Linked DNA regions of Homo sapiens: region 2 is linked to region 1. The links are chromatin loops, found by intact Hi-C in ENCODE. Cell type or tissue: heart left ventricle. All regions are shown on one strand.

Region 1 (8,000 bases):
GCAATTGCCCCTGCAGCCAGGCTGTGGCCTCCAGTGAACTGCTAACGCTTCCCCGGTGCATGCACACCGAGTTCAGTTTGCTCATTGACATTACCTGGCCACTTACAGGCTATTATGCTTGCCTGATCTTGAGATTGGCCCTTAGATGATTATTTTGAAGTATGGATATATAAACAAAATTTCAATTAGTACCAGGCAGATGAAGCAATTTTTGTGGAATTATTTTAACAATAATACCTACTACTTGACATTTGCACGATGCTTTCATTTATAAAAACACTTCTTCAACTCTTAGTAAGGGACATCATAGAGATATGTTGTAGAACCTCACTGAGATAATGTTTACGTGTAAATAACTGTAGCTGCATCATTCAGTCACTGTCAAATAATTCTACTACTTTTAGAATCTCTAGCTTTTGGTTCATTGTAATGATTGTTTTAGTCTCCTGGTGAAGAATTGGGAATGGTACGAAAGAGCTAAGCCACAGTTAAAAGTGGACTCGTGTGTTTGGGAAGAAAACTGTTGCATTTTGTTCCAAGGAGATGCACTAATTGCCTGGAACAAATTTGTTTCTACTGGTAACTACCTATAGCATTGAGAACTGTGGAGAAGAGTAACATATATGAACATCTTAATAAAACTACAGTCCAGATCTCTGAAACCACAGTTTTTAGGGAAAGAGTTGATTGGAACTAGAGTCATTACTGTCATCCTGAAACGCTTGACTTTTAAGAGAAAATAATCTAACATCAGGGATTTGTTTAACTTCTACCTGATGTCCTGTGTCATTATCATTTTTATAATAGAGCTACCATTTATGGAGCCGTCACCATGTGTCAAACATCGCAAGGCATTTACATTCATTTTTATGTTGAATTTTCACAACAATCTTGTGAAATATGTGCTACGCAAATTTTACATACTTGGAAACTGAACACAGAGAGACGGACTTGTCCGAGGTTACCCAGCTACGAAGTGCTAGAATCCAGATTGCTCAGACTCCAAAGTCCACCTTTCTTTCTCCATGTTGTTTCCTGATGCCGTGCAGCCTCCCATAGGTCTTTTTTTTTTTTTTTTTTTTTTTTTTGAGACAGTCTTGCTCTGTGGCCTAGGCTGGAGTGCAGTGGTGCGATCAGGGTTCACTGCTGCCTTGACTTCCTGGGCTCAAGTGATCCTCTCACCTCAGCTCCCTGAGTAGCTTTGGGACTACAGGCACGTGCGCTCACACCTGGCTAATTTTTTATATTTTTAATAGAGATAGGGTTTTGCCATGTTTCCCAGGCTGATCTAAAACTCCTGGACTCAAGCAATCTGCCCACCGTGGCCTCCCAAAGGGCGGGGATTACAGGCATGAACCACCACACCCGGCCCTCATTCTTTAATGCACAAAAGTATTGATTGGTCTGTATCCTATGTATAAGGCCTTTTGCTAAATGCCATGGAGATTACAGAGGTAAATAATCCATAAACCTTGCCATCTAGGACTTTGTAAGAAGATAAGGAAGTGTTACGAGGTAGAATAAGCCAAATGCCCGAAGAGGAAAAGACATACCTCATGATAACAGTCAGGGGATAGATGCTCTGCCTTAAACCGCAGAATCAGAGCAGATTTCTTACAGAGATGACATCCAAACCTGGCCTTAAAGGACTGAAAGAACAAAACCTGTCTCAATCTAAACTGGAAAAGGAACAGCTAGGTAATGTAAGACTTATTCAAGAATAATAAATATTCTAATTTATGGAACTAATGAATGGAACATAAACTATAAATGGGACAGAATTGGCTAGAAAACTAAGTTAGGGTTAAATTATGGAGAACTTCGAATACCAAATGACAGTCTTTAAAAAGATAACCTTAGATTGTCAGAGCAAGATTTGGTGATATTCAATACGTTGTGCTTACATTCTGCTTGGCAATGAGACCACTTAACCATCCCTTCACAACTTGTATAGCCAGGAAGACTCTATTGTTCTAAAGCACCATGTGTATTTTGCAGATGTTAGCATCTGATAAAGGAGCTTTGTGTTAGTCAACTATTGCTGCGTAGACTGTAACAAACTCAGGTTCAGTCACTTGCCACTTGCAGAGTCTAATTCACAAGAGCGAGGTCTGGCATAAAGAAAGTGACTTTATTCCATAGCTTAGCCTGGGGGAAGAGGTACAGGCTCCTGCCTTTAAGAGCACTGTTTTGCTTTTGGGGCAGAAAGCATGGACTTTTAAAGGGGGACTTGGCATGAATGGCATTCAGAGGAGGGAGTGAGCAGTTGGGGGTCTGCGTGACTCGCTTTCGTGCTTAATCTACTGGTGGTCGAGCTGGCTGCATCACAAGCAGAGCTAGGTTGTATAGTGGCCTTTGTCTCAAGACACTCTCCAGGTGGGAGAGCCTTCCATCAGGGACATACTTTAGGTTGCAAATTGACTGTTGTCTCTTGAGGCAATCTCCTTGTGGGAGAGAGTTTCTGCCCTGGAGCTTCAAAGTAAGCACGTAGTTAGATAAGCTTCCAGTGTAGTGAGTGTCTGGTGAAGGGAAGGTAAAGGTTATGATTGCATTTCTGAAGAGCTAGGTAGGAAATGGGAACAGAGGAAAAGAAGGAAAGAGAAAAGAAGAAATAACTTAAAAAAAAACTCTCTCTCTTAGAAAAATGGGGATACTTGGTTACAAGACAACTTGAAGCTCTCAGTCGCATTCCACAGTAACTGTTTCTTTCTTGATTATGAATTGGTGGGTCAGCTGTGGTGACACTTCTCTATGTATCTCTCATCTTTCTCCAGGGACCAGCAAGCTAGTGGGGGCATGATCTCCTTTCACAGAAGGGCAAGTGTGCAAGTGATACATATGGTGCCTCTGAAGCTTGGACTTAGAGCTGGCACACTGTCACTCATACCCACATGCCACTAGCCAAAGCAGGTCACATGAGTGAGCCCAAAGTTAGGCAAAAAAGCACACTCTGACCACAGTGCATTTACAGCAAGGGTATAGGTGCAGGGAGGGTCAAGATTGGGGCTAAAAATCAGTTTACCCCAAGCCCACCTGGTCATTGCTCTCTCTGTGCCTCTGTGTAGTTCATGCCATAAAGCGTCGTTTAAGGCCTCTGCTAAATTTTCTTCATCCTCCCAACACCCACATTGAAATTTTATTTACTCCAGCATTCTATCATTTTGTTAATCTCTCTAACATAAATATTAGGAAGTTTGTGGGATTGTGTTAAATACAGCAGGAATACAATGGGGAGAGAACTTCACCAATCAAGGGAGATACTTTTTCTAGCCCTGCAGGGCTCTGGGGGAAGAATTACCAGAATCCAATGTCAAGACAGTTCCAGTACCCTAGATATTACTGAATATCACATTTTAAATATGACGAGTTAAGGTCTTGTCTGTGTTTCTTCACTTAAATTAATTCGCAAGGAGAAGAAGTTTTCAAAATCCCACAATGATCACAGATGGTGGCAGATGAGTGATAGTGATAGGCCCACTTTTTAACCATTTGTAACCCATTATTTCTGTGGTCTCTTATTGTGTAACAAATACCCCAAACATAGTACCTTGAAACATAACCAGCTTATTATTCCTCACGATTCTGGGGGATGGCTGGAGTTCATCTGTTGTTCTCTCCCGGGCTCAGTCATGCAGCTGCATACAGCTGGGATCTCAGCTGAACTCAGCTATCCCAGATGGATTTGGGCTTCTGTCCACAAGGCCACTCTTTCCAGCTGGGTAGCCAAACTTTTCAGCCCGGCTTCCAAGAGAAAAAGTGGAAGCTGCCAGGCCTCTTAGGACCTGAGCTTGAAAGTTCAAGAATGCTACATTTGCTGCCTTCTGTTGATGAAAGCAAGTCATAAGACCAGCCTAGAGTTGAGGGAATAGAGTCTCTCCACCTCTTGAGAATGTGCCCGTAGAAAGAGGAGGAATTGTTGGGAGCCGTCTTTGGAGACCAACGCCCATTGCAAGAGGAAATTATGACTCCATGACTGGGATATATTTCAACCTGGACAATTATATTCTGCTTTCTAAAATACCCCTCTGTTTTTCACCGAATAAAGTGACCTTATTTATGCTTTAAAAGCTAAACATTTAAAATGTTTTAAATGTTATTACCACATGTTGTTGAAGATGTGACAAAGTCTGTGAAGGGTGGCATATTTGGGGATGGCTCTGAAGTATGTGTCTCTGAGTGTGTGTACACACACATTTGATCCTTTTCCTAAAGGTGTTAATTTAATTTCAAAGCTTCTGAAGACATCCTCAGGAGCTTTGATGCCCAATGTGTTTATACAAATGGTAATTTCCATTTTTTTGAAGCAGTTTGGGCGCCATGATGTCTTGGTTATTTAGGAGCTCCACCACAACAAATGTGTGTGACAGAATTTCTGTAGCATGTTCCACCATGCAGAATTAAATGCTAAATGGGCATCTTGACTCCTAGATTTCAGAAAATTTAGGAAATCATTGACAAGGAACTTCACCAGTGATATTTACTTACATATTTTCTTTCACTTTAAGTGTTGAAGCATAAAAAGTTTCAGATCTAAAGTTCTGCCTGACACACTGTGGCCCTTTCAGAGGTCAGATCCACTTCAGAAGGTTTCATCTTCAGATTGGAATTTTCCTTCTCTCAGTTGTCAGGGCAGATGTGAATAGTGGTCAGCAGATCTGCTGAGGTCATTCAGAGGACAGCTGAGCAGATTGCCAAGACCAGCTTGCAAAAAGTAAGTGACCAACAGGTTCAAGTTATCATGAACTGGTTAAGCAAGTTCTAGAAGGCCAAGTGCTTATTGGATTTCTTTCAACAGTCATTCTCTTAGACAACTAAAGTGGGTGCATAGAACACATTTAGGCCTTATTAGGGAAATTAATACGTCAGGCTTGAGATCATGATCTCTCCTGCAGCCCGCCCCCAAGTGGGGAGAAACTCTTACAGTTATATTGACTTCCTTTTCTGCGCTTTTTCTGTTTCCAGTGTTTCAATAATGTAGGCTTTAAACTTGAGTCACTTTTGGCTTTTGCAGTTAGTTTCCAGATCCTATAAATCTCACTCTCTCCTAGCATTGCTTTTCTTACCACCACTGTAGTTTAGGCTGTGACAGCCCATCACCCCAAGAACTGCAGTGTCCTCAGGAGGAATCTCCTGTTAACCTCCTTTATTGCTTGTTTGTTCCTTTGCTTGTTTTTGGTCTGTTTTTACTTCTTCATTTTTTGGCACCACTATCAGATCAGCTTTTTAAAGTACTCCTCTGTTGGTATTAAATCTTCTCTAGAACTTTCTGTTTGTGCCAATAAATCCCAAATCCTTAGTGAACATCCAAGGCACCTGAAGGTGGCTCATATCCACCTTTGCTGCCTTTGTGTGTGTGTGTGGGGCGGGGGTGGGGGGTGTATGTGTGTTTTGAGATGGAATCTCACTCCATCGCCCAGGCTGGAGTGCAGTGGCGTGATCTCAGCTCACTGCAACCTCCGTCTCCTGGCTTCAAGCAATTCTCTTGCCTCAGCCTCCCAAGTAGCTGGGATTACAGGCACCCACCACCGCGCCCGGCTAATTTTTGTATTTTTTTTTTAGTAGAGACAGGGTTTCACCATTTTGGCCAGGCTGGTCTTGAACTCTTAACCTCAGGTGATCCACCCGCCTTGGCCTCCCAAAGTGCTAAGATTACAGGCGCAGCCTTGTTTTGTACTCTGTTCCTTCATGATCGCCTTCTTCAGTCAACTGAGCAAGGCAGCCTTGTGAACTTATCCTGCATCTTCGCTGCTCTAGGCCCTCCAGTACATGGTGACCTCTGCTTGGCACGGGCCCGTTTTCTCGACTTCATGTCTTTAAATCCTGCTTGTTTTCCAAATATAAACTTTTATACAGAGCTTCCTCTAATACCTTCAGAAGGTATCTCTTTCCTGCCATCCCAGAATACTTTTTGTTTATTTGATTTATTTGTTTATATGTCTAATCTCTCTTGTGAGCTGGTTAGCTCCCCGAAGGCAGGAACTGCATGGGCTTGAGAGGACAGAGGGCTCCCAGATGGCCAAGGAGCTGGAGGCAGAGAGATTGTTCAGGAATCAGGTTGGGCACTGACTGAACCAGCCCTCCCATATAACTAAGGTGGCCTGCACTGCTGCCAAGTTTGGCTTAAGCCTGATGTTTATAAACATCCCTTTAAATGGAGGGGCTTAGATTATTGCAGTAAATTCTTCTGGAATGATGGTGTGAGACTGAGCAGCAGTAAAGCGAGCAAGAATTTGGCTGCTTTCTTTCACTTGGACTTTGTATTGCTATGTGGCTTCAGTTAAGTTCTGATCCTTGGGTGTACCTAAATGAGAGCATATAACAGATGCTTGTGGCTGTGTGTGTGTGTGTGTGTGTGTGTGTGTGTGTGTGTGATGGTGTTATGCCAATCTATTACTCATCTAAAATGCTGTGAGACCTATTTCACAAGGTTATGGTGAAAATTAAATGAGAAAATACATCAGATTTATTCAGAAATTAAAAGCACTTGGAGGCAAAGTCATAATTCACTGTTTATGTCTCATAATTTTTGATTGCATTCAGCGAAGATGGATTAAAGATACCTGTGTTTGTGGACAGTAACAGAGAGAATAATGTTTGTCAGTGCAGTCCAGCACAGTACCCATGAGCCACATGTGGCTATTGAGCATGAGAAACGTGACTAGTCCTAATTGAGATGTGCTGTAAGTGTAAAATGAGCTTTTAAGTTTCATATTAAATGAATATTTAATATGAAAAAAGAATATAAAATAGCTTATTAATAATTATTGATTACATGTTAAATGATATATTTTAGATCTATCAGGTTAAATAAAATATATGAAGATGAATTTCACCTGCTGCTTTTTATCTAATGTGGCTACTAGAAGCATTAAAAGTACACACATAACTCACATATTTCTATTGCACAGTGCTGATTTATGTGACTGAGAGGTAGCAGTGGTAGTGTGAGAATTTCCTTCTCTTTCAAGTTTTAGTTTTTATTGGATCTAAGAGAAAAGGAGTTTGATGGAGGCAGTGGCCCTCATTTTCTGCTTGGAATCTCTATGCATTAAGTGAGCACTAGGTGTGTACACTCAGCCTTTTGTGTGTCAGGGGGTGATTTGGGCAAAGAGGGGTACATGGGGGACCACCAGAGAGGCAGAATTGGGAGGCAGCTTGGCCAATGAACAGGAGCAATGCCACCTTGCTCCTCTCTGTGCTGCTTAGTGATAGACTTTAGCTGCCTCTACTGTAGCTGTTTTGCTGGCATAAGGAAGCTTCTGTTGGCTTCTGAAGCTGTTATTTCCCGAAGGTGAGAGAGAAAATCATGTTTCCCTTTTTCTGTTTTTAGTGAATCATAGGAGACAGTAAAGAGCCCTAAGGGCAGGAGAAGTGTTTGACGGATTTGTGATAGGCCAGATTATAGTCATAAAAGCTGAGAAATTTAAGTCAAGATAAGTGAGGAACATGGTCTTGGGTTTAGGCTTTGAAGACTCCCTGATGTCTTGAGCTGAGCCTCAGAAAGGTCTTAATGGCTCGAAGTGCACATGGGGCTCATGGAATCACAGAAGCCAGTCGACCTTGGCTCAGAGCTTTTAACTGCATTCTTCTGAAGTAAAAGTGCTCAGCCCAGTGTCTGACTCAGAGAAGGTGCTCAAAATATGTTAGTTTTATTTCCTTTTAGGTGGTTCCTGGGCCATGCTGATGCTCATTTCAATAGGGAAAATGAAACATGCGTGTATGTGAGCATGGAATGGAGTAGTTGTGAATTCTGTCTTACCAGCTGGGGTTTGATTCCAGTGTCACCACTGCCTGTGCTGTTTTGGATTTATAACTTAGCTGCATTTGTTTCCAAATCTATAATATGGAGGTAATAATGGTATCCACCACTTGGAGTTCTGAGGAGGAACACATAGTTAATAAGGAGAGCGTCCAGAACAAGGCCAGTGCACAATTAGCATGGAAGCACTTGTTATAAATAGTAGATGGGCCTGAGTAGACTGGCCCCACCTCTTCACTCT
Region 2 (8,000 bases), 140 kb after region 1:
TATGTGTCTTGTTCCCCAGATTAAAAAATAAATCCCCAGTGGCCAGGCACCTTTAAGTTCTTTCTAGCTCTCCAGTGTGTGACTCAGAGCATGTCTCCTGAGTGTTCTGGGCCAAGGCTAGGGATGGCATCTGCTTGGGCAGTGTCACCAGGGAGGCTGCCCATGGGATGACTGGCAAGTACACACTCCTTATGTCAGGAAGACTGGTTACCCAGCTTCTCTGCTCAGGAGAGGTTTTGTGCAGCAAGTAAAACAAGCCTAGAGATGACACTGGACTCAGACACTCTGCAAGCGGTAGGGGTGGGAGTTAGCAATCTGATGATGGAGGAAACCAAAACATGCTAAGGGGTGAATCCCATTCTAAGGGAGCAAGCAATCTGGGGCCAGTTGGCATGGGAGTGAGCAGCCCCACCTGCTTCCACAGGCCTGAAGACTTCATTGTGTGGCAGTTTGTTGTTGTTGTTTTTTTTTTTTTTTTTTTTTTTGAGATAGAGTCTCACTCTGTCACCCAGGCTGCAGTGCAATGGTGCGATCTTGGCTCACTGCAATCTCTGCCTCCCAGGTTCAAGCGATTCTCCTGCCTTAGCCTCCCAAATAGCTGGGACTACAGGTGCCCGCCACCACGCCCAGCTAGTTTTTGTGTTTTTAGTAGAGATGGGGTTTCACCATGTTGGTCAGGCTGGCCTCAAATTCCTGACCTCAGGTGATCCACCTGCCTCGGCCTCCCAAAGTGCGGGATTACAGGCGTGAGCCACCGTGTCCAGCCAGCAGTATTTTGTAATTTGCCAAACACACACGGGCATGGGCACATATACATCATGTGTAAAAGTATGTGCCAGAAATGATTTAATCACTTTATTACTATTAACTCATTTAATCTTCAACTATTCTGTGAAATAGGTACTATTGTTCTCTTCATTTTACAGATGAAGAAACTGAGACACAGAGAGGTAATTTTACCAGGATCCCAGAGCTAGGAAGTCACAGAGTCAAGATTAGCACCCAGCCACGTGGCACAAAATAATCCATTTTGATAATGCTTAAATATTAGGAAAATGTAAAATATTTCTGTTATATAGATAATGTGACCAAAAAACATGTAATACATCTGAGAAATAGTTATATGCAAAATTATTATTAGTATCGTTAAGTATTGGTACTTTTAGAAATAAGTTCTGCTTTTAAAAGAACATTCCCCCCCCCCAAGAAAAATGAAACATGTAGTGTGTATTTTAAAAGAAAAAGAAAAAGTTGAAGGAAACAAATAATAATAACACCTGACTTTTTACAAAACCCTTATCTATGACATCGGACACAGGCAGGGCAGGTGCCCTGTGATGGGTTACAGACCAAGAGAGTCATGTGTTTTGACCAAGACAAGCCAGCTCGGTTAAATGTGGATCCTTAAAGCCCAGCCCCAATCATGTCTTCATTGAGTTTATGACCTAGAGGAGAGAGGATAAAATATGTTCACAAATAACCATTGTACATAGTCCTTAGAGCTTCAGATAACCTGTTTTAGTTAGCAAATGAATCAGAAGCATCTTTGCCTTTCTTGTGCATCCCACACATACCAAGCACAGACCTGTTATGCGTGTTTAAGGATTCTTGTTTGTTGTTTTTTGTAATCCGTTTTAGAGTGAATTAAACTCAGACATCCCTGGATTGTATGCTGTCTGTAGAATGTTGATTTTCAGGCACGGGGATGTAGCTGTAGAATGTGGCTTGTTCATTCTTCCTGATAAGAAATTGATCTCCTGAATGGATTGGCCATTTGGTAATTTCTTAGTGAAAGGCTGACTCTTGAATATGGCTGTTATAATATAAATTCTTACCAACATAAAGTAAGGGCTTATTTGGGGCTTGGTAAAACTGTCATGCCTTGAAGTATATATAGCTTATAAATTGGCTAACATGTATTTATGACGTAGCTACCCCTGTGCCAGCTATCACTGACAAAGCCTGGATTCTGTTGCAAGGAGACATATATTGAGAGAAAATTGATTACAAGTAACTATTTCAGGCTCTGCTTTGAATTTCTCATTCACATGCTCTTTTTTCTTTTTCCCTCCAAGGGTCGGGATTACTGTTCGGAAGAAGAGGATATCACATAGCACCAATTTTACCACTCAAACCAGGAGCTACTACTGTGTAAATAGGTTACACCCCAGTTGAAATCTTTGCAAAGGTCGGTTCTATTCAGCGAACAGCACTATAGCAAAAGAAGATCGTTCCATATTGTACGCCCCATTAAATTACAGTGTTTCTTAATGAACTTGCAAAGGAATATTGCTAAAAACAAACAAAAAAAACTGTTATCGAACTTTCTTTGTTGCTGCTAGTTAAAACTTGTTGCAACTTTTCACTTCTCTTGTGTCCAGGTATGCAGCAAAATTCTGCAATTTCACCTTAAAGATACTGTTGGTTTTACAGATGCTCTCCAACCTATTTTCTATAAGATGAGGTAGTGGTGAACTCAGATAACAAACTTCTCTTCTAAACTGGTTCTGCTTCTAAGACAAGCATCTCCTGCCCTCTCTCCTTCCTCCCCATCTCTCGCACGCAGTCTAGAGATGGACTGAGCCTTGCTTCTCACTGGCAGTGTTGAGCTTTGGAGATGGGATGGTTGCTATGCCAAGCCTTGTTTCTCTGCTCAGAAGAAGTAGAGAAGCTATTATCAATTAAAAGCATGCTGTGATGTGACTCCTGGAAGTGACGTAGGAGTGAGTGGCAGGTTGTTTGATTTAATAGGTATCTTAATCAAGAATTAAGCTTGCAACATTGGCTTTGCTCAGATGCAGATGGAAGTGTGATCACAATCATTTTGAATCCCTCTTCCTCACTTTTTTTTCTAAGAAAATAAACATTTTACTGTTTTTATGGATCCTTGTCTTCTCCCATTCATCCAGCTCAGTGTTTTAAGATGATCCTGGGTGCAGAAGTTGAGCCCTCCTTTGCATTGACACTGATAATTAGCCTATAGGGCTCCCTACCCTTCCATTAAGAATCTACCAAGCATTAGCAAGGCTGAAAGTGGTCTAAGAGGTGAGGGGACATCCTATGACTTTTTAGGAAGGCCTGAAACCACCTTGTTACCTTTCATTTTGTTAGCAAATAAACCATCCTATTTTGTAACTCTCCCCCTTCAAAATGCTACATGAGCCTTGCCACTTCCTTTTTCTCTTACTTCCAGCACACTAGACATAGCAAAAGTGTTTGCCTACTCAAAAACATAATACTTTTATGCTGATGATGGTATTTGGAGATGTGAAAGCCAAAAGCCCCTGGCAGTGGTGGGGAATGTTGACTGAGTGTTCAGCAGAGTTTATTTTTCCATACTATATGAAGAGAATGATCTCTTCTCAAAGACAGAAGTGATATTTTTAACAAATATTGTCACAAGTAAATAGCAATCAAAAGGAGAAAATAACTTTTGTATTTTTTTAATGTGTTTGATAGCTTTGACGAGGGTTCTCTTTGTTACTTTCAGGGGAGGGCATCCTATTAAATGCCACGCCAGCAGTCCGGGTCTGGGTTTGTCCCACAAAATCACAGGAGCACTGTATGTTCCTCTCTTTTGGAGTTGTGACTTTGAAGGGCCTCAATATTAGCCACACTGCCGCCTGCAGAAGGTGGAGAGTTAAGATGTTCTATGTCAATTTGCTCTTGCCGAAAAGATGAGCCTCGATTTTAAAATCTATCCACATCCAACTGATGGCACCATTGATGTGCAAATAATGAGATTCCCTATCTCCTTTTAGACCTGGGACGGCAAAAGGGAAGGGAAGGAAACTTAGCAGAGTGCTATTGACTATAGATTCACATATTAGCAACAAAATCCCGTAATTCTTTTGGCCAACAGCAGCTATTTTGGGGAGCAGCTGTGGCTGTTACATAAATAGAGATGCAGCCAAAATTTTAGGCCTTTTATCCTGCTTCTAGCAGAAAAATGCAGGGAGAGTCAAGTAGTCTAGGGTTTCAGGTTGCCTCCCCTCATATGGTTTTTGGCCAAGTGACTAAAACAGTTTTCCACAACTGTAAACAAACTGCTAAGCCCCACCTCAAACTTGTTCACTGGGGACTTTGCTTACCGTTCTGTGGGTGACCTTTTCCGGGATTTCTTGTTCTTATCAAGCAAGAATTAAGCACATGCTAAACGTCTTCCATTTGACTTCTCTACTCGGTGTCTCAGACAGTGTCTTCCCAGAAAACCACCACCCTCTACCCAAAGATGAAACATGCTCATGTCATTTTTCTCATGGTCACATTTAACAGTTTTGACATGTTATACTTGCGCATAGATCCAAGCGTTTCTTGGGAACCTGACTTTTGAGTGTTTAATAAAGCCGGAAGTGGTGTTGCCCTGAACCAGCAGATTTTCACCTGGGTTCTGGCTCCGGTGTTTAACACTGGATACATCTTTGATGTGCGAAAGTGAGTTCATCTTCAGACACATTTGGTACATCCAGAAATAGATCCAAGAAATGGGGTGGTTGAGTGGGTCCGCACGAAATGCTTGATTATGTCAGCAACACCCAACACTGTCTGTTTTCCATTTGTTGGTTTTAATCATAAAATTGTCAAGTGATTCGTGTTTGTACTTTATTTTTTTGTGCCTTCTGAAAGGATCTAAAACAAAAATATTTTGCCTTTTTTTCCCCACGTGTATCTGAACATTAAGCAGATTGGCTCAGACACAATGAAAAGGATAATCCAATGTACGTGCTGGTGCACTCTGCTAGTTGTTATCTCTGTAGGGCTCAGGAAGCTGGAAGGAGGAAGGGAGGGTAAGTGGCCTGGTGAGTGGAGGTAGAAAAATGATGAGAAATGAACTGAGAGCATTAAGCAGAGAGGGTTGATAGGCTGGCCGTGTCCGGGGTGAAATTGGAAATCCAGCTGCCTAGTGGCCAGTGGGTGGGGCAAGACTGTCAACGAGATTTACAGCTGGCTTACACATGCCTTATGTCCTCTGAGTTGTAGAGTTGTAAAAGTTCAGCAGTGTGTGCACAGCTTTCTTTTGGTTGGCAGAGATTCAGGATCATGGAGTACTGCTCTCATAATTGAAGACGTGTTTGTTATTGGCAGAGAACCTTAAAAAAGGCCTTTACCTCAGCGATGCTTCCTAGCCCCAGGCTTGCAGAGAACACAGAGTGGTGTTGTGGTCTATTTAGGGACAAAGAAGGTATAAAGTCCAGAGATGAGAAAACTGGGTCAGCCCTCAGAAACTGCAGCAGCCACGCACACAGAAGCCTGCTGGAAGACAGGTCTCTCTCCGTCCACAGTGCCCATCATCTGAGCCTGGGCTGGGATGACTCAACTTAGCAAAGACGGACCCAGGAGGAGTGCTGGTTCTTCAGTCTTTGTACTGGCCCCATCCTCTCCTCACTGTAATGTGAGGAAGCACCTCTGTGTCAGGGCTCACCTGGGCATCCAAAGCGGCCACGCCCACAATCCGACAGCCCCCAGGAGCAGGTCCAGGGATGATGCAGCCCCCTTCTTGGTCCCATGTGATGTCATCCTGCTTTGTTATCTTCTTATAACTTTATCCTGCTATAACTTTATCCTCTTCCCAGCCTCATCCCTGTTTTTCTGTTAGGGCAAGACTCTTCCATAAGCCTGCTAAAAAACAGAGATGATACCTCTTACAAACTTTACCTCATAGCCTGTGAAGCAGGTTGGCATGTGGATTACAAGTCCTGCTTTGACACTGGGCAAGAATTTAAGATTGTTCTATCTCTACTAGTCATAGAAAAGAAACATTGTTAAACATGTTGAGTTTTAAAGGAAGAAATATTTTCAAATTCTTAATCCAAGAAAATACTGAGTTGGAATCTTAGACTTCGGGACTCTGACACGTTCTTTATGAAAGGCAAAATAATTGGTATCTAAAGTTCTCTCCTTCCTGCCTCCCCTAAAGAAAAAGGATATTAGATTGCACACTATAATTTTACATAAGATCTGCCTTCCACACTTCCCTGCTGGAAGGCATTCTCAGAGCTTTATGTCTTCGTACCTCTCAGAGATTGGACTTTTTCTTGTTTAAAACCCCAACCAAAAAAAATAATAAGGCATGATTGGTGGGGAGGGAATGTGTATTTAGGGGCATAATAAAAAGGTGGCTCGAAGCAGGAACTTTGGCCTCATGGTGTCATGGGTGGATGCCTGGACTCCAGTGTGCCTGTGAGGGGCTGGGTTAGGCAGTCGGCTGTCACACTCACATGTGCCTGCAATAAACCTTTTGGAATTTCATGAACGAGGTCTATGAATTGCCTTTTGCCAATGAATGGATGTATTTTTCCAAGGGGGGAATAGTATCCTTGACTTTGGCAGTCACCTTTTTGTATGTCTCTAGAAAGGGGTCAAAAAACTATGGTAAAGATGAGGCTTATGAGTGAATACCTCTGGGACAAACCTTAGGACTCACAAGCTATGCCATGTTTTTCAGGAGACTCTTGTACCTTATCTGGAATCTAATCTTGGGAGAAGAGGAAAAAGGAGCTAATATTTGTCATTTATACTCACTCTGTGCCAGATACTGTGCTAGGCATTTTATAATTGTTTTGTGTCATCCTCATGATAATCCTGTGAAGTAGATCTATTACCCCCGTGTTCTAAATAATAGATCTTAAGTGTGGAATGCATCTATCCAACATAAATGCCCATGTTGAAAGAAGGAAAGATGTCATTCAAGTATTTTTCAAATTCTTTTTATTATGACTATGCCCTTCGCAACACTGTGAAAACAACCCCTGGGGGCATCTGCCTTCCAGAATCTCTCTCTGGCTTCTCACCAGCTTGGTTTCCTCATGGGGAGTGTTTTATTTGGCCTCCCCTATCTGAGCTGCACACACACCAGGGGAGGCCACTGGCTAACAGTAGGACTTCAGTGCCCTGAGGAAAAGGCTTTGGGAATTTAGGCACACGTTTCTCTCCTTGGAATCCTTCTAGCATCTGGAAAAGGAACCTGGTATTTCTGCAGTTAGATACCAGATGCAACCAGAACAGGCTTTCGAGTGCTGTGATTTCTTTCCTGGGTTCCCAAGTCTTGTTGTTTCATCACAAACTGTATCTTTTTAAGGTTAAAAGTCTTGACCTTCATGGGGGTCTGGGACAATCCGATCTCCAAGCATGGAGGAAAGGCAATGCCTGGACCACTGACTTGCATTGAAATCCTTTCTTGTGGGCTAGGGTTTGATGTCTCTTTTTCATCTTTGGACTGGGGATCTGCATCTTCCAGGTCCATTTAAGCACTGAAACTAGATGCAAATCTCTTTCGAGACCTTACATGTTTTAGATAGTCATGTAATGACTTGGATAGACATTTAAATAACTTGTTCCAAGGTCGGAAGAGCCCAAGAACTCCTCAGAGTTCCTCTTCTTGCTTCTTGAATCACATCCTCTAAAGATGACTCATGTCTCCATAGCAACTGTTAAAGGTGCTGCCTAGACGGGACCCGCTCCCACCTTTACTTACTTTGCTCGAAGGAACCAAAACAATGTCCTTGTGTAAAGGGGCTGTCATATCCAGTTTTCCTTTGAAATCTGGCCCCCAAGATCCTGCTTCTTTCTAACCTGGCAGCTGTCATGTCCCTTCAAGATGATGTGGGAAATGGCCCTTACAACTTGGGAACCACAGAAATTGCTGTATTTCGGGAAGATTCACCTCTAAACTGAAGGCTTCATTCTGATAGTGTCTGCCCTCTCTACCCTGATTTCGCCCTTCTTTGCTTCCATTTTTAGCCCAAGGCTTTGAATTTGATTGAGTAAGACTTAGAGGCAGTATAAAGAACACCATAAACTTAGGCAGAGGTCCCTTAGGGTCTCTAGAGTTGAAAATAATTCTACAGCCTTAGGGGGACCTCTTGGCATTGACTCTAAAGGGAGAGAATAGCCCCTGTGTCCTGGCATTTCAGTCTAGACCTTCAAGGACTGTTCTCTCTTGACAGGCAAGCAAGCAAAGAAAGTTTTGCAATAGATTTCAAGCCAGTTTTTCCATTCAA

The links. Peaks named below come from ENCODE experiments on the same cell type or tissue, not always from the same donor. Only the 100,000 strongest peaks of a DNase experiment are listed, where the experiment ranks them.
Region 2: a loop joins it to region 1, with 1.9 times the contacts of the local background. A loop is called at or near these places in 8 of 110 quality-filtered maps.

What each region holds. Positions count from the first base shown.
Region 1 is chr1:184,478,552-184,486,551 of GRCh38, forward strand. All of the region lies in intron 2 of C1orf21 (chromosome 1 open reading frame 21), which reads left to right. Among named protein-coding and RNA genes, the nearest start is that of C1orf21, 96 kb to the left of the region's middle. In heart left ventricle, a CTCF peak has its summit at 4,890 (motif pointing left); DNase peaks (open chromatin) are centred at 3,680 and 5,780; H3K27ac peaks cover 4,642 bases.
Region 2 is chr1:184,617,443-184,625,442 of GRCh38, forward strand. It overlaps C1orf21 (chromosome 1 open reading frame 21), which reads left to right. Exons shown (of 6, transcript NM_030806.4): 6 at 2,076-8,000. The coding sequence ends at 2,114. The region is part of intron 2 of LOC107985236 (a long non-coding RNA gene); the gene reads right to left. Among named protein-coding and RNA genes, the nearest start is that of EDEM3, 130 kb to the right of the region's middle. In heart left ventricle, a CTCF peak has its summit at 4,890 (motif pointing right); a DNase peak (open chromatin) is centred at 4,899; H3K27ac peaks cover 3,962 bases.